3 separate regions of the Homo sapiens genome follow, and regions 1 and 2 are each linked to region 3. A link is a loop called in an ENCODE intact Hi-C map of the cell type or tissue named here. Cell type or tissue: ascending aorta. All regions are shown on one strand.

Region 1 (5,000 bases), 74 kb before region 3:
AATTCAATGAAGAAAGGAAAGTCTTTTCATTGAAACAGCTGGATATCTAGATAGATAAAGTAAATCTCAACCTCTGTCTTACTCCACATACAAAAATCAATTCAAGATGGCTGATGGACCTTAACATAAAACCTACCATCCTAAAGCTTCTAGGAAAAAAACATAGGAGCATATATTTATAAGTTTCAGGTAAGCAAAAATTTCTGGACAGGACATAAAAGGCACAAACCATTAAAAAACTGATAAACTGCACATCATAAAAATTAAAACTTCAGCCACATGTGGTGGCTCATGGCAGTAATCTCAGCACTTTGGGAGGCCAGGGTGGGCGGATCACTTGAGGTCAAGAGTTTGAGACCATCCTGGCCAACACAGCAAAACCCCGTCTCTACTAAAACTACAATGGATGAAACTCAAAAACATTACGTTAAGTAAAAGAGGCTGAGGCCTGAGAATCGCCTGAATCTGGGAGGCAGAGATTTCAGTGAGGTGAAGTTGCACCACTGCACTCCAGCCTGGGTGACAGAGCGAGACTCTGTCTCAAAAAAAAAAAATAAATAAATAAATAAAAGAAATTCCTCCTCAACAAAAGACAGCATTTTTAAAAATGAGCAGAAAAGTCACAGAATGGGAGAAAATATCTGCAGCTCATGCATCTGACAAAAGACTTGTATTCAGACCACAGCACAAAATAAAAAGTTTTTTTAGGGCAAAAGACTGGGGCACTTCAGAAAGGACGATGTATAAATGGCCCGTAAATACATGAAAAGATACTCTACATCATCTGTCACTGGGAAATGCAAATAAAAACCCCAATGATATACCATTTCACACCCAAATGTTGATATATGTGTAGAACAATGGAAACTTCTCATACAGTGCTGGTCAGGGTATGGCACAACCACAGTGGAAAGTTTCTTAAAAGGTTAAACATGTTATCTTTCCTATGACTCAAAAATTCCACTCTTAGGTAGAATTAAAGAGAAAGGAAAACTATGAACACGAAAAGCTTGTAAAAAAAAAAAAAAAAGCTCACGGCAGTCAAACCTCATAGCTTTTGGTTTATTGATACTAGCCAAAACCTAGAAACTACTCAAATGTCTATCACTAGGAAGATAAATTATGACATATTCATTAAAATTCCATAAAAAGGGAATAAACTACTGATTCACACAACATGTGTAAATTTAAAACTATGTTAAGTGAAAGAAGTCAGAGACAAAGAGTACATATATAAGATTCCATTTACATATAAAAAATTCAAGAACAAGAAAAACTAATTTATGGAAATAAAAATCAGAAAGGAATTTTGGATGGTGGTGTAGGGGGCAAGGAACTGGCTGCAAAGAGGCAGAAGGAAACTTTGGGAATGATGGAAATGTTTTTCATCTTTATTGGGGTTATGGTTACATATGTGTATACATTTTCCAAATGTAAGCTATACATTTCAAATTAGTACATTTTATTGTTTATAATTTTATACCTCAGTAAAACTGATTATAAAATTTTTAATTTAAATTTAAAAAATTGTCATTGTTACTTAAAGCCATGTTCCCTTCAGCCTAAAACCATCACCACCATCACAGCAGGGCAGGCTGAGGTGACCTTCATCAACATGTCAGCCAGGCCACTCACTGAACAGGTCCAGTTTTTCAAACTGTCCCACTAACTTCACAGAAGCCTCCACGGGATATTTCAGGCTATCTTTTACGTTTTTGTTTTGTTTCATTTCACTTATTACTACTTTTTCTTGTTTTGCGAGATGATGTGGACGCTTTTTTTCTAAATTCGGTCCCTTTCTTTTCCCCATCACCAAATTACATTTCCATGTTTTTCTCTAAAGAGTGTATTTATTCCCAAGCATGAGCAACCACTCCAAAAGCAAACAAAACTATCAAAATGTTAGCAAGTGTGAACAGGAGCCAGATAAAGAGGTGTGAGCTGAAAATGCAGACGCAATTCTTCCACTCTTGACCATTCTAACCCCCAGATCATAGATATTAGTGAGTTTTCAGCCCTAGCTCCAGGATTACTGGCTACAAATGAGTCCATTTCAAAATCATTTTATTTCATATATTGTTAAAACTTCACAACTTAGACATATCACTGTAATTTGTTTTCAATATGAAGAGGAGCAGGATTCTAAAATTTTTTTTAAAAACCATGATATGAAGCAAGTTTTTCCGGTTGGCATATCTCGGCCACACTTCTCTTAATAATCAAAGGGCAGGCATCACCACAGCTTTCTAATTCACAGACATCACAAAATAAGGGCATATACACAGTATCTAAAAAGCATGCTGTGCACAGCTCAATGTTAATGTCCCTGAAGTACACTTATTAAAAATATGAATATTCAGGCATTAAGTATTTACAGGTACCAAGACACAAGTTACTTTTTATTTATTTTTTTTATTTTTTTTGAGACAGCTCTGTCGCTCAGGCTGGAGTGCACTGGGCCAATCTCAGCTCACTGCAACCTCCACCCCCTGGGTTCAAGCAATTCTCCTGCCTCAGCCTCCTGAGTAGCTGGGATTACAGGCACGCACCACCACCACACCGGGCTAATTTTTTTGTATGTTTAGTAGAAACGAGGTTTCACTATGTTGGCCTGGCTGGTCTCGAACTCCTGACCTCAAGTGATCCACCCACCTGGGCCTCCCAAAGTGCGGGAATTACAGGCATGAGCCACCGGGCCCAGCCACAGGTTACTTTTTAATCTGATAGAACAGTGAGTACAAAAACTGTAACAATTATGCTCCATTTTCAAGGACAATTCTAAGACCAACATCAAAGATGCTGTCATATATACAATAATCACAACATTAAAGTGATTCAGTAAAAAATTTCAGTTAAAAAATAAGGGGGGCTGGGCGCAGTGGCTCACACCTGTAATCCCAGCACTTTGGGAAGCCGAGGCTGGCAGATCACCTGAGGTTAGGAGTTTGAGACTAGCCTGGCCAACACAGTGAAATCCCATCTCTACTAAAAATACAAAAATTAGCTGGGCATGGTGGCGCATGCCTGTAATCCCAGCTACTCAGGAGGCTGAGGCAGGAGAATCACTTGAACCCGGAAGGCGAAGGTTGCAGTGAGCCCGAGATTGCGTCACTGCACTCCAGCCTGGGTGGCAGAGTGAGACTTGGTCTCAAAAAAAAAAAAAAAACGCGGAGGGGAGGCGGGGAAGAAACATTTATCCAGACTTGCCAGAAACCCAATCACATGACAGTAAAGAGCCTGGAAAAATCAACAAACATCTTTGAGTGGCCAAGGACCACAAAGCCCATGCTTGGGATGGGCAGAGCCACAGAATCCCTGATAGCCATTGAAAATGCCCTAGAAAGGCAGATGAAAGAAAATATTTTACTATAAACACACAAGTCTGAAATTAGTAAACAGAGAACCAATCTTAATCACTACAATGATTTCTGAGAATACCCTACATTACTTAACAGAATAGTAAATGATGTCCATAGCAGTGACCTTGAGTCACCAAGAAAGCATTAGAGTGTGCTCAATACCTCTCGTAAAAAACAGCACAATATGCAATGTGTTTTAGGAAGGCAGCCAAAGGATCGTTAGAGTTTTCATCATTTCACAGTTTAAAGCCCTTCACTACATTTATCTATAGATGTCAGGCATGTGGAACACTCTGCTTTCTAATGATGGTGTTCTATTTGGCATAAAGTACAGCTAATAGAAAAAACAAGAAAGAAAAGAAAAATATATACATAATGATGATGTTCTAGTATTAACTCCTATACCCAAGTACTCTCCTTATCTTAGAAGAATCAGTATCAGACTGATTTATACTTCCAGAGCCCTTTGTGGAACCATCACATAGATAAAATAGAATTTTTTTTAAGGTTTCAAGCATATTTTGATATTTTGAAACCAGGATTTCTTGTGCTATTATTATCAAACATCTTCCACAGAAAAAGCCCATCCTACCTACAGAGAGACAAGGCCGGGACTTATTTGTGGGTTCATTGCCACCTACCAAAATCCTGTATTCTTTTCCACATTTTAATTAGCTAGTGACTAATAATTCTCAGTTTCTCACTACCTTTCCATCCCCCAAATAAAATAACACCCTATATTTCCACCACCAAACGTCCTTCCCTCTTGTTAATTCCCCACAACAGCATCGACCGGTTGCCACCCACTGTCCAACATAAACACCAGTGGGTTGTGAAGTGTGGGAATCTGCAGCTCTTGGAGCTGCATTGTAACTAGAAAATATACAAGTCCTCCTCTTGCTGTCACTTTGACCAAGAAGAAATATGTTGCCATGCTGGGGCAGCTTAGGGATTAGACACTTATCCGTCTTACTGAGGACAGCTGGTAATCTTCTGTCTGCTTCTGTGTGCCAGACCCTGGGCTTAAGTGCTTTACCCACACTATCTGTTTAATCCCCACAACTGTCCTATGAGATAGGTCCTATTTGATCCCACTTTGTAGATAGGCAGGCTGTGGCTAAAAGGTTAAGCAACTTAACCAAGGTCACACTATTCCTACGTAAGGGAAAAGGATTGGAACCCACTTATGACTTCAGAGCCCACACTCTTCACTATACACCAACTGCCTCAGCTGTCATTAACTTTAGTTATATTTATACATCATTATTGAGAGTGTACACTGAATGCCTCAAATTCACTTTAATATGCTTTATTTCATTCACTATGAAGTATATATCTTATCTTCATATGAAATTGTTATTAATGTGTTAATCTTTTAAAAGCTAGAGGACAAACCAAAGCAAAGATTACAGGTTTGGGCAGCCTTTATAATTCGCTGTTTGAAATCACTTTAATACTTATGTAAGAATATTACCTGGGGTTACTGTTAGCTGAAAACAATGAAGCTTGTTTGGATCAGGAAAATGCACTTTACATGTACCTGCAAAAGAAACAGCACATCAGGAAGGTCTGGCAGTGAGCAGCAGTCCATATGTTGACGCTAACCTTTGAACACGTGTAAAGTTAGCGGTGCTACAGGGA
Region 2 (5,000 bases), 320 kb before region 3:
GGCTCTAGGGGGATCAAAGGACTCAAATGCTCAGGAAGTCCATACTCAGGCAAACTTTGAAGGCAGGACTGGCCCAAGGGACAAATGGCAGGAAGTGTTGGCTAGGGGAGGCTGCTGTGAAGGAGGGAGGGAGGGCTTGGTGACCTCAAGATAGGCCAGGCTTCTGGGACAAAAAGGCCATGCCAGCTGGCCAGTGCACCGCTAAAGGGAATTGAAGCTGACCTTGCAGAGGGGACCTTGGGCAACTTCCAGTCCAACCAAGAAGGATTTTGCTGATGTACAGCCTTCTCTACTTAAGCTCTTTTCCCTGTAGGATCCTTGGTCACACCGAGGCATATCCCAGTGCTTAATTTCTCCCTCCCTCAACTCTAGACAGCATTCCTCAACCCTCCACCCACTCCACTGTCAGACAAGGCTTTTGAGGTCCCTAGTCCTCCCTTTAGCCTCCTCTCTCATAACTCCTATCACCTGTCCTTTTGTTTTTACAAGGTCAACTTTATATCATGTCCCATAACCATAAACAATCCTTCCTTGCCTTCTGTATAGATTAATTCTAAATGTTAAAACCCTATGAACACTGTTACATTGTTGTGACTGTGAAAATTGTCTCCTGAGCCAAGTAATGTGCTAAGATTACATTTCTTGGGAAGCTTTTTGTTTTTCCTAGAGTTCCTAGTTGCTTTTCTTTCTTTTTTTTTGCTTGCACCATTTGCCTTTATCATGTCCTCCTTGCCCCTCAAATCCAGTTCCCCATCCAATCAAGTGTTCAGTCAGGCTTTACCCAAAGTCCTCTTTTGGGGCCCTGATCATCCTGTTGCAATATAAATTGCCTAACATAAAGCAGATGTTTTAGGATGAGAGCATCCTAAAACATCTACTTGGCCTTGTTCGTTTGGATAATGAGAGGAGTGTAAATCAGTTTGCAAACTTGGGAGTACAGGAAATATCAGTGAGTTTATTTTTCCCTATCACAGTTTCTCGAAGTAGTGGAAATGTCATTGTAGCCACTTGGGGGAGTGGAGGTTCTCCTTCCCTGGGGTGATGTCTAAGTGGTGAAGGAGAGTAAAGTCACAGGCTAATAATCCACTTCCTTGGGATCCACCACTCCAGCCCCACCCTGCCAGCCCCACTACTGGGCAGGTGGGGAGTGTGTGAAGTAAAGCGGTAGTTTCACACCCAGGTGAGTGATGCTGGGCTGGGGGAAGTCTCAGGACCCTGCTCATAGAGCAACCAAGAGCCAGAGCAGGGACAGTTGGGAGCCAGCGGGAGGGGGTCCCAGGTAATTACAGAGGTCAGTGAGGTGACTTTGGGAGCTTTCAAACCTCTCACCAAACTCACCCAGCAGGAAGCCTGCAGGGGTCCCTCTGGTGGAGAGGCGCAAGTAAAGGGGCCATGGGAGGCCTGTCAGACCTCTCTAGGGGCAGTGGGGCGGTCGGTCTGCAGCCTAGTCCTGCCGCTCCGCTCAGCTGCTGCGGTCCCGTGATGTTCCCCTCCCACGCGGCCTTCCAGCCCATCCTGCCAGGGCCACCCCTCACCTTCCCTACCTACCAGCGCTTCTGTGAGGCCAGGCTCTGCTGGGGGTGCGGGGAGGTGGACAGGGGGTCCTAGGTCAGACTGTGCCCTTGTCCAGGGACGCTTATAGCCTGGAGGGGCTCAGAACAGACCCTGACGATCCCAGCCCGGGTGAGTAGTGGGGACTGAGGAAGGCAGGTGCTGTGCGGGGCAGGCTGGTAGTCGGCCGGCTGGGGTCCGAGAAGGCGTCTCCCGTTCCGGCTCCTCCACACAGCGTCTGGACTGACGCCGGGGCAGGAGCCGGGCAGGGGTCCCCAGGACGCTGCCCGAGGGCGCGGCCCCACCGCCCACGCACCCCGCCCGCGGCCAAGAGGAACCCAGCAGATGGGCGGCCCGCCGCGATGGGGGAGTCGCGGGCGTCTGGCCGGGACAAGCGCCCGCCGCCTGCCCGCCGGACAAAGGGTGCGAGACAAAGGCGCGGCCAACACCTGTCGCTCTTGGCGCGGCCGCCGCTTTTCTCGCTTTTCTCCGCCGAAGCGGCCGCAGCTGCCAACTGTCACGGGCATCAAGTTACAGGACCAGACGGCAGCTTCGGCGGGCCTGGGAGGCGGGGCGCGGAGGACGAGGAGGGGAGGAGGGAGGCGGGCGGGGGGCAGTGGAAGGGAGGGAGGGGGCCCCGGGGGCCAAAGGGGACTAGAGGGAGATGGGGGAGCTCAGAGGGGGGCGGGGCTGGTGACCCGCAGAGCCCAGGGGGAGAGCGGCGCGGGCGGGAGCACCCGGGACCCCGCCCCACTAGGACTCCAGTGCTGGCGGAGGGCGGCGTCGGGGGTCCGGCCCGGCGTCTGGACGAGTCCGGAAGAAACTCAGGGGCCGCCCCGCCACCGCTGCCCAATGGACCCTGCCTCCCCGGGGCTTGGCAGCCACCCCAGCCGGGACCTGAAACCCCTCTAGGTCCAGAGACCGCGGACTTGACTGTGGCTCTGCACACCAGGGACGCATCTCCTGGGGCCAGTGGCCCCAGCGCTCAACTCTGGAGGCGCCATCGGCGAAGGAGGGAAATGAATGAATTAATGGGTGAATGAATGAGTGGACGGACGGACGGACGGACGGGTGGACGCCTGCTCGCACGCGCGGCAGATCAGTGGTCCTAGAGCAGCAGACGGAGAGAAACAAGCGCGGGCAGGGCCGCAGCTACCCGGGGTCGCCGCCCCGGTGCCGCCCCCGCGGGGGTCTAGGGAAGGCCGGGCTGGGGGCCCCGCCTAGCTCAGCCAGCTGCCCGACCGCCAGAGCCGCTGGGCCGGACAAAGCGCGCTGCCCCGATTGGCTGCAGCGCGCCTCGCGGTCGGCCGCCCCGGGCCCGCGCGGCCAATCGGCGCATTGAGATGCAAATAAGCGGCTATAAAAGGGGCGGGACCGCGGCGGGCCGGAAGCCGCGAGGAGCGCGGACGGCTGGGCTGCTGCTGGGCGGCCGCGGGGCAGCGGAGGGCGCCGGCACTCCGGTCCCCGCCGCTCCCCGTCCCCGCTGCTCCTAGCCCCTGCCGCGTCCCCGGCGGAGCGGGCATGGCGCCACCCGCGGCGCCTGGCCGGGACCGTGTGGGCCGTGAGGATGAGGACGGCTGGGAGACGCGAGGGGACCGCAAGGTGCGGGCCGGGGCCATGGGCGAGCAAGCGGGCGGGAGGCCGTGCGGGGCTGGGATTCAGTGCCCCGCTCCCCGCAGGCCCGGAAGCCCCTGGTGGAGAAGAAGCGGCGCGCGCGGATCAACGAGAGCCTGCAGGAGCTGCGGCTGCTGCTGGCGGGCGCCGAGGTGCGGCGGCCGGGCAGGCGCCGTGGGGCTGCGGGGCGGGCGGGCGGGTCCGGGAGCGCGCTGCCGGCTCACCGCCCTTCCCGCCCGCGCAGGTGCAGGCCAAGCTGGAGAACGCCGAAGTGCTGGAGCTGACGGTGCGGCGGGTCCAGGGTGTGCTGCGGGGCCGGGCGCGCGGTGAGTGGCGGCGGGGCGGGCGGGGGCGCCGGCCGCGGGCGCCTGTAACCCCTGCCAGACGGAGGACTTCCCTCCCGGCGCCCCTGTCCTGTCGGCGGCGAGGGCTCCCACCGGAGCAGGGTGCGCCCCCGCGTCTCCTGGGTGAGCCGCGTCCCCGCGGGCCGGGTGGGCTGGGCCACGCAGTCGCCGCTCACCGCGCGGGACGCGGCTCTCTCCCTCCCACCCTCGGGCCCAGAGCGCGAGCAGCTGCAGGCGGAAGCGAGCGAGCGCTTCGCTGCCGGCTACATCCAGTGCATGCACGAGGTGCACACGTTCGTGTCCACGTGCCAGGCCATCGACGCTACCGTCGCTGCCGAGCTCCTGAACCATCTGCTCGAGTCCATGCCGCTGCGTGAGGGCAGCAGCTTCCAGGATCTGCTGGGGGACGCCCTGGCGGGGCCACCTAGAGCCCCTGGACGGAGTGGCTGGCCTGCGGGGGGCGCTCCGGGATCCCCAATACCCAGCCCCCCGGGTCCTGGGGACGACCTGTGCTCCGACCTGGAGGAGGCCCCTGAGGCTGAACTGAGTCAGGCTCCTGCTGAGGGGCCCGACTTGGTGCCCGCAGCCCTGGGCAGCCTGACCACAGCCCAAATTGCCCGGAGTGTCTGGAGGCCTTGGTGACCAATGCCAGCCAGAGTCCTGCGGGGGTGGGCCCGGCCCTCCCTGGATCTCCTCCCTCCTCCCAGGGGTTCAGATGTGGTGGGGTAGGGCCCTGGAAGTCTCCCAGGTCTTCCCTCCCTCCTCTGATGGATGGCTTGCAGGGCAGCCCCTGGTAACCAGCCCAGTCAGGCCCCAGCCCCGTTTCTTAAGAAACTTTTAGGGACCCTGCAGCTCTGGAGTGGGTGGAGGGAGGGAGCTACGGGCAGGAGGAAGAATTTTGTAGAGCTGCCAGCGCTCTCCCAGGTTCACCCACCCAGGCTTCACCAGCCCTGTGCGGGCTCTGGGGGCAGAGGTGGCAGAAATGGTGCTGGGCACTAGTGTTCCAGGCAGCCCTGGGCTAAACAAAAGCTTGAACTTGCCACTTCAGCGGGGAGATGAGAGGCAGGTGCACTGAGCTGCACTGCCCAGAGCTGTGATGCTCTGTACATCTTGTTTGTAGCACACTTGAGTTTGTGTATTCCATTGACATCAAATGTGACAATTTTACTAAATAAAGAATTTTGGAGTTAGTTACCCTTGAAGTATTGTTGAGTGATGTGTCATTACTGTGTCAAGATATGTAAATGCTAAACTAAGCACATTTCCCCTGCATCTGAGGCTGGTGAATGTCCTTTAAAACCTCACCCTTTCTCAGCAGAGTGAGCAGTGTGATGGTGGTGGGGATGCACTCCGTGGCTGTCTCTGCAGCAGGCAGTGCTTCTGCCCCCCATGCTAGGCAGGTCCTCAGACCCAGCCTGTTCTTGGGCATTGTGTGTCCTGGAGAAGGAGTTTGTTTGCATGAGGCTTGTCTCCAGGGTAACTCAGCAATAG
Region 3 (5,000 bases):
AATACTCAAGAAAACAGGGGCCTTTTGTGCATAAGTTCCTAAACTTGCGGGGGCAGACTGCTGTTATGAAGAGTGTCATAACTTATACATGGGCCACAGGCCTGTGCAGTAATTCACCAAAGAAGACTTCCTATGACCACACCCGTGGGGAAAACATTGGCCTTGCTGTAATCAGATGTGTGTAATGAAAACTGCAGTTGGGAGCATCTTTTCCTGATCCAGCTGTTAAAGTTAATACCCAGTTCTGGCTAAAGTTCTGGCTAAAGTACTGGAGTAAGCAGAAACTTGCATCAATACTGGTGTGTCGGGGAGATGCAAACATGCGCGAGGGATATGGCAACAGCTACGCAGAGCCTAGGGATCTCCTTGACCCAAATATTCTATTTCTAAACATTTGTATTATGGAAGTGCACATCAGAGCGTTATTTATAAATAGCAATAAACAAAACAGGCCAGGCACAGTGGCTCACACCTGTAATCCCAGCACTTTGGGAGTCCAAGGCGGGCGGATCGCTTGAGGTCAGGAGTTGGAAACCAGCCTGGCCAAGAAGGTGAAACCCTGTCTCTACTAAAAATACGAAAGTTAGCCGGGCGTGGTGGCAGGCGCCTATAATCCCAGCTACTTGGGAGGCTGAGGCAGGAGAATTGCATGAACCCGGGAGGTGGAGGTTGCAGTGAGCCGAGATAGTGCCACTGCACTCCAGCCAGGGTGACAGAGTGAGACTCTGTCTCAAAAAAAAAGTAATTAATAAAAATGTAAACAAACAGATGAAACCCCTGCCCTTCAGAGCTTATAAAAAATGTGTAGTCATTTTCTAAAAAAAGTAATTTTTAAATTGATAAAGCCATTTACAAAAGAGTATGAGGCCATTTTAATTAATTAATTAATAATTATTATTATTTTTGAAACAGAGTCTCCCTCTGTTGCCCAGGCTGCAGTGCAGTGTCACAATCTTGGCTCACTGCGAATTCTGCCTCCTGGGTTCCAGCGATTCTCTCACCTCAGCCTCCTGAGTAGATGGGACTACAGGCATGCACCACCAGACCCAGCTAATTTTTGCATTTTTAGTAGAGACGGGGTTTCATCATATTGGCTAGGTTGGTCTCGAACTCCTGAACTCAAGTGATCTGCCCACTTCAGCCTCCCAGAGTGCTGGGATTACAGGTGTAGCCACCGCGCCCAGCAAGCCCCCCCTTTTTTTTTTTTAATACAAGCATCTATCTGTCTATCATCTATGTACTTAAGTATAAATTAATGCCAAAATGTATGTTAAAGATTATCTGAATGGTTGGAATTAAGACGGTTTGTTTACCTGCATTTGCTTTTTATTCTTTTTGCTTTGTTTTTTGAGACCGAGTTTCGCTCTGTCTGCACTGGAGTGCAATGGCGCAATCTCGGCTCACGGCAACCTCGGCTTCCAGGGTTCAAACGATTCTCCTGCCTCAGCCTCCCGCGTAGCTGGGATTACAGGCTACATGGCGCATGCCACCATGCCCAGGTAATTTTTGTGTTTTTAGTAGAGACGAGATTTCACCGTGTTGGCCAGTCTGGTCTCGATCTCCTGACCTCGCGATCTGCCCGCCTTGGCCCCCAAAGTACTGGGATTACAAGTGTGAGCCACCGCGCCCGGCCTTTTTTACCTGTGTTTTCTACAATGTACTTGTATAATAAAAGAAGGTGACAAGAAATAGGGGGAAATTGGTAACAAGCTTCATGTCTAACAATAGAGGATTGGCTGATGAAGTGTATGTCACATTTATTTACAATTAATGACGCCAATGAATAGTTTTTTTCAGTACCACGTGCTAGGCATTAGATGTTCTTTGGCTGTTCTGTGCTGTACATGTGACTATGCTTTTTGTTTAAAAGAAAAGGAGAAAAAGGAAAGGAAAGGGAAAAAAAGGAGAAGAGAGAGAAAAGAAAAGAAAAGAAAAGAAAAGAAAAGAAAAGAAAAGAAAAGAAAAGAAAAGAAAAGAAAAGAAAAGAAAAGAAGAAAAACAAAAGATAGAAAAAAAGGGAGGGGAGTAAGAGCAGGAGAACTCATGGCGTCCTGGGCGGGGCTGCCGGGCTCGCTCCCCGCAGGGCCCTCGTGGCTCCCCTGGCTCGCGCGCGCCCCTAGCGGGCGTCTGGGGTCCTGCGGGCCGTGCGGTCCCGTGTCATCGCGCTGGGCAGCCCCGGGTCCACAGGGCAAGCTGCGCCCCTGTTTTCTTTCCAGGGTCCCCTGCCCTCCAGCGAGCCTAGTTGAGCCCCAGCTGGACTCCAAGTCGAGCCTCTGCAGCCAGGTGTCCGCCAGATGTCTTCCACGGCCAGCAAGGGAACCGCCTGGGCACGCGTCAGTCTGGCCTGTTTCCTGATCCAGAAAATTATTTTCAGCTGCGCGTGACCTTCCACGGGGCCAGGACCGGAAAACTAGACAGCAGTGATCTTTTTAAAACCGTGGACTCTATGAACTAGGAAAGTCCCCTCCAAACTCGTCAACAGGAATTCACTGCTTATTGGTACCAGTTTGGGAAATCATTGTTTTTTAATTAAAAATCAGGGGGCTGGGAGGAAAGGAGGGTCCCCTGGCAGTCTTGGGTGGGCTGCAGGGCTGCAGGAACGTGACAGCAGGGGCAGTGGGGCTGTGGGAGGGTGCTCTGCCCGTGGGGCCAGCTTGTGATGGGCTGGGGACTGAGCTGTGCTCTGGGGACACACAGAGATTCCTCACTCAGCTGGGTGGCCTTATGTTCCCAGGGTTTTCCCACAACTTGTCCTGGCTGGGGGGCTGAGCTTGCCAGCCTTCCTGGGGAACAGCGGGCCAGGGCAGGACTCCATCCCCAGGAAGCACAGGTGAGGCTTACAAAACAGGTGCAGGACTTGCAGACGCAGCTCTCCTTTCAGCAAACCCTGCTGAGACGCAGAGCGGAGAAAACAGGAGGTGCCCCAGTTTCTTCTCCCGGGTAAGACTGAGAGCTGTCCTTGAACCTGATCGGCCAGAGAGAGTGCTGAGGAGAACCAGAGCATCCCGTGGGGCTCCCTGGGCTGGGCTCTGCCAGGTGGGTTTCCCAGGAGATCGGCCATGACAGCTGCTGTGTTGGGCACTCCTCCAGGGCAGGGGTGGCCCCGGGAGAACTTGGGCAGGAGGGGGCATGAGTCACACAGAGGGTGGCCCACTGGGTTTATGGTACCCGGAGTTGCAAACACTCAGGTGTGAGTCACCTGAGTGCACACGTGGCTGGAGGCAGACAGCCTCCCTTGCCCTCCCCTCCTCCAATCCCAGCTCCTGATGGTTGTACCCTCTCCTGTGCTGAGGGCAGCAGAGACTCATTAGCGAACTGGGGGCCCTGGAGTCGGAGAGCTGGCTTCCAATTCCGGCTCTAGTACCCGCGCTCAGGGACACTGGGCATGTGTTGTCACCTGCCTGTGCCTCAATCTCCTTAACTGCAAAATGGACATAACCTCCAGGCTGATGAAGACTAGGAGAGCAGAGGTCAGGGATGGGCCCCTTCATAGGGGCTCAGGGCCTTTCTGTTCCTCCATTGCTTTCTCCGGCCTGGCCCGCTGTGTGAGGCTGGCCGGCAGACATCTGTCTCTCTCTCAATTTTAAAAAATTTTTTTAGTAGGGACAGGATCTCACTGTGTTGCCCAGGCTGATCTCAAACTCCTGGCCTCAGGCGATCTGCCCACTTCGACCTCCCAAAGTGCTGGGATTGCAGGGGTGGCATCTGTTGGCCTCAGGAAGCAGGCCCAGGCTGCACTCCTGCCCTTGTCCCCCACCTTCCCCGGCAGGCTGGTTTGGCGGTCCTGCCCTCTCCACCCCCACTCTCCCCCATGGGGGAACACAGGCATCAGTGGAGAGTTGCCCATTTTTCAGAAGCGGGATGACAAGCCCCTGCTGCCTTTCACCAATGCCCGTGAATGCACCTGCTTGGGAATCCTCTTTGGAATCTCCCTGAGGTCTTCTGCCCCTCCCCGTGTCTCCCTCATTAAACCACATTTTCCCACAATGAGAACGTGCCATGATGTGCGTTGATGCAAAGCAGGTCTTTATTCAATCTTGTGATGTTTCCGTAGCCAATGCCTTACTGCAGTGCCGTTTTCCATGACTTTTCACGTGAATTACAACACTTTAATTCCATTCCAGCTTAAATTGGCTGTGTTGGGTCAGGTAGAAAAGCCCACTGCCCTGGGTGACACTTTTATGGTTGGGGAAGTGGCTCTTGTCCTGGCTGAGTTGTGTCCTTGCCTCAGAATGTGACTTCACATCTTGAAGTCCTAACCAGCAGTACCTCAGAATGTGACTGGGTTTGGACCCAGGGTCTTTACAGAGGTGACTAAGGTTAAATGAGGTCACTGGGTGGGCCCTAACCCAATGTGACTGTGCCCTTATAAGAAGAGAAGATTAGGGCCAGGTGCAGTGGCTCATGCCTGTAATCCCAGCACTTTGGGAGGCCAATATGGGTGGATCACCTGAGGTCAAGGGTTCAAGACCAGCCTGGCCAACATGGTGAAACCCCATCTCTATTAAAAATACAAAAATTAGTCAAGCGTGGTGGCACACACCTGTAATCCCAGCTACTTGGGAGGCTGAGGTGGGAGAATTGCTTGAACCCGGGAGGTGGGGGCTGCAGCGAGCGGAGATTGCGCCACTGCACTCCAGCCTAGGTGACTGGGCGAGACCCTGTCTCAAAAGAAAAAAAAAAGATTAGGATGCAGGCACAGAAAGACGACCATATGAGGCAGGGAGGAAATGACAAGCCAAGAAGAGAGGCATCAGAAGGAACCAACCCTGCCGACCCCTTGATCTCAGGCTTCCAGCCTCCACAGCTGCGAGAAACGCACTTCTGTTGTTTAAGTCCCCAGCCTGTTATAGCAGCAGCTTGGGCAGACTCCGACTGCACTGCTTTATCCTCAGCCGAGCCCGAGGAGGAGGAGACAATCCCCAAACTCGATCGTTTCCTATCATTATGATCACCGATTATTCTCCTTTTGACTCACCCGACCTTCTGTGCAGAAGGGC

Evidence for each region. Hi-C counts contacts between places; a loop is a spot of excess contacts. Peaks named below come from ENCODE experiments on the same cell type or tissue, not always from the same donor. Only the 100,000 strongest peaks of a DNase experiment are listed, where the experiment ranks them.
Region 1: a loop joins it to region 3, with 2.7 times the contacts of the local background. A loop is called at or near these places in 2 of 110 quality-filtered maps.
Region 2: a loop joins it to region 3, with 2.7 times the contacts of the local background. A loop is called at or near these places in 2 of 110 quality-filtered maps.

The regions. Positions count from the first base shown.
Region 1 is chr2:237,994,643-237,999,642 of GRCh38, reverse strand. UBE2F (ubiquitin conjugating enzyme E2 F (putative)) reads right to left here. Exons shown (of 10, transcript NM_080678.3): 4 at 4,834-4,899. It overlaps UBE2F-SCLY (UBE2F-SCLY readthrough (NMD candidate)), which reads right to left. Exons shown (of 19, transcript NR_037904.1): 4 at 4,834-4,899. Among named protein-coding and RNA genes, the nearest start is that of UBE2F, 30 kb to the right of the region's middle. In ascending aorta, no CTCF peak of the experiment used is centred here; a DNase peak (open chromatin) is centred at 3,102; H3K4me3 peaks cover 708 bases; H3K27ac peaks cover 4,456 bases.
Region 2 is chr2:238,237,978-238,242,977 of GRCh38, reverse strand. It overlaps HES6 (hes family bHLH transcription factor 6), which reads left to right and starts at 2,940. Exons shown (of 4, transcript NM_018645.6): 1 at 2,940-3,153; 2 at 3,231-3,317; 3 at 3,410-3,491; 4 at 3,727-4,711. The coding sequence starts at 3,073. The coding sequence ends at 4,151. RefSeq lists enhancers at 1,029-1,534, 1,535-2,040, 3,941-4,509 and a silencer at 2,698-3,217. In ascending aorta, no CTCF peak of the experiment used is centred here; DNase peaks (open chromatin) are centred at 127, 2,056 and 2,897; H3K4me3 peaks cover 2,381 bases; H3K27ac peaks cover 3,071 bases.
Region 3 is chr2:237,920,939-237,925,938 of GRCh38, reverse strand. LOC105373960 (a long non-coding RNA gene) reads left to right here. Exons shown (of 3, transcript XR_924046.3): 2 at 2,217-2,499; 3 at 2,882-3,053. Among named protein-coding and RNA genes, the nearest start is that of UBE2F-SCLY, 44 kb to the left of the region's middle. RefSeq lists a silencer at 2,007-2,216. In ascending aorta, a CTCF peak has its summit at 2,143; DNase peaks (open chromatin) are centred at 2,138 and 3,078; H3K4me3 peaks cover 1,011 bases; H3K27ac peaks cover 4,021 bases.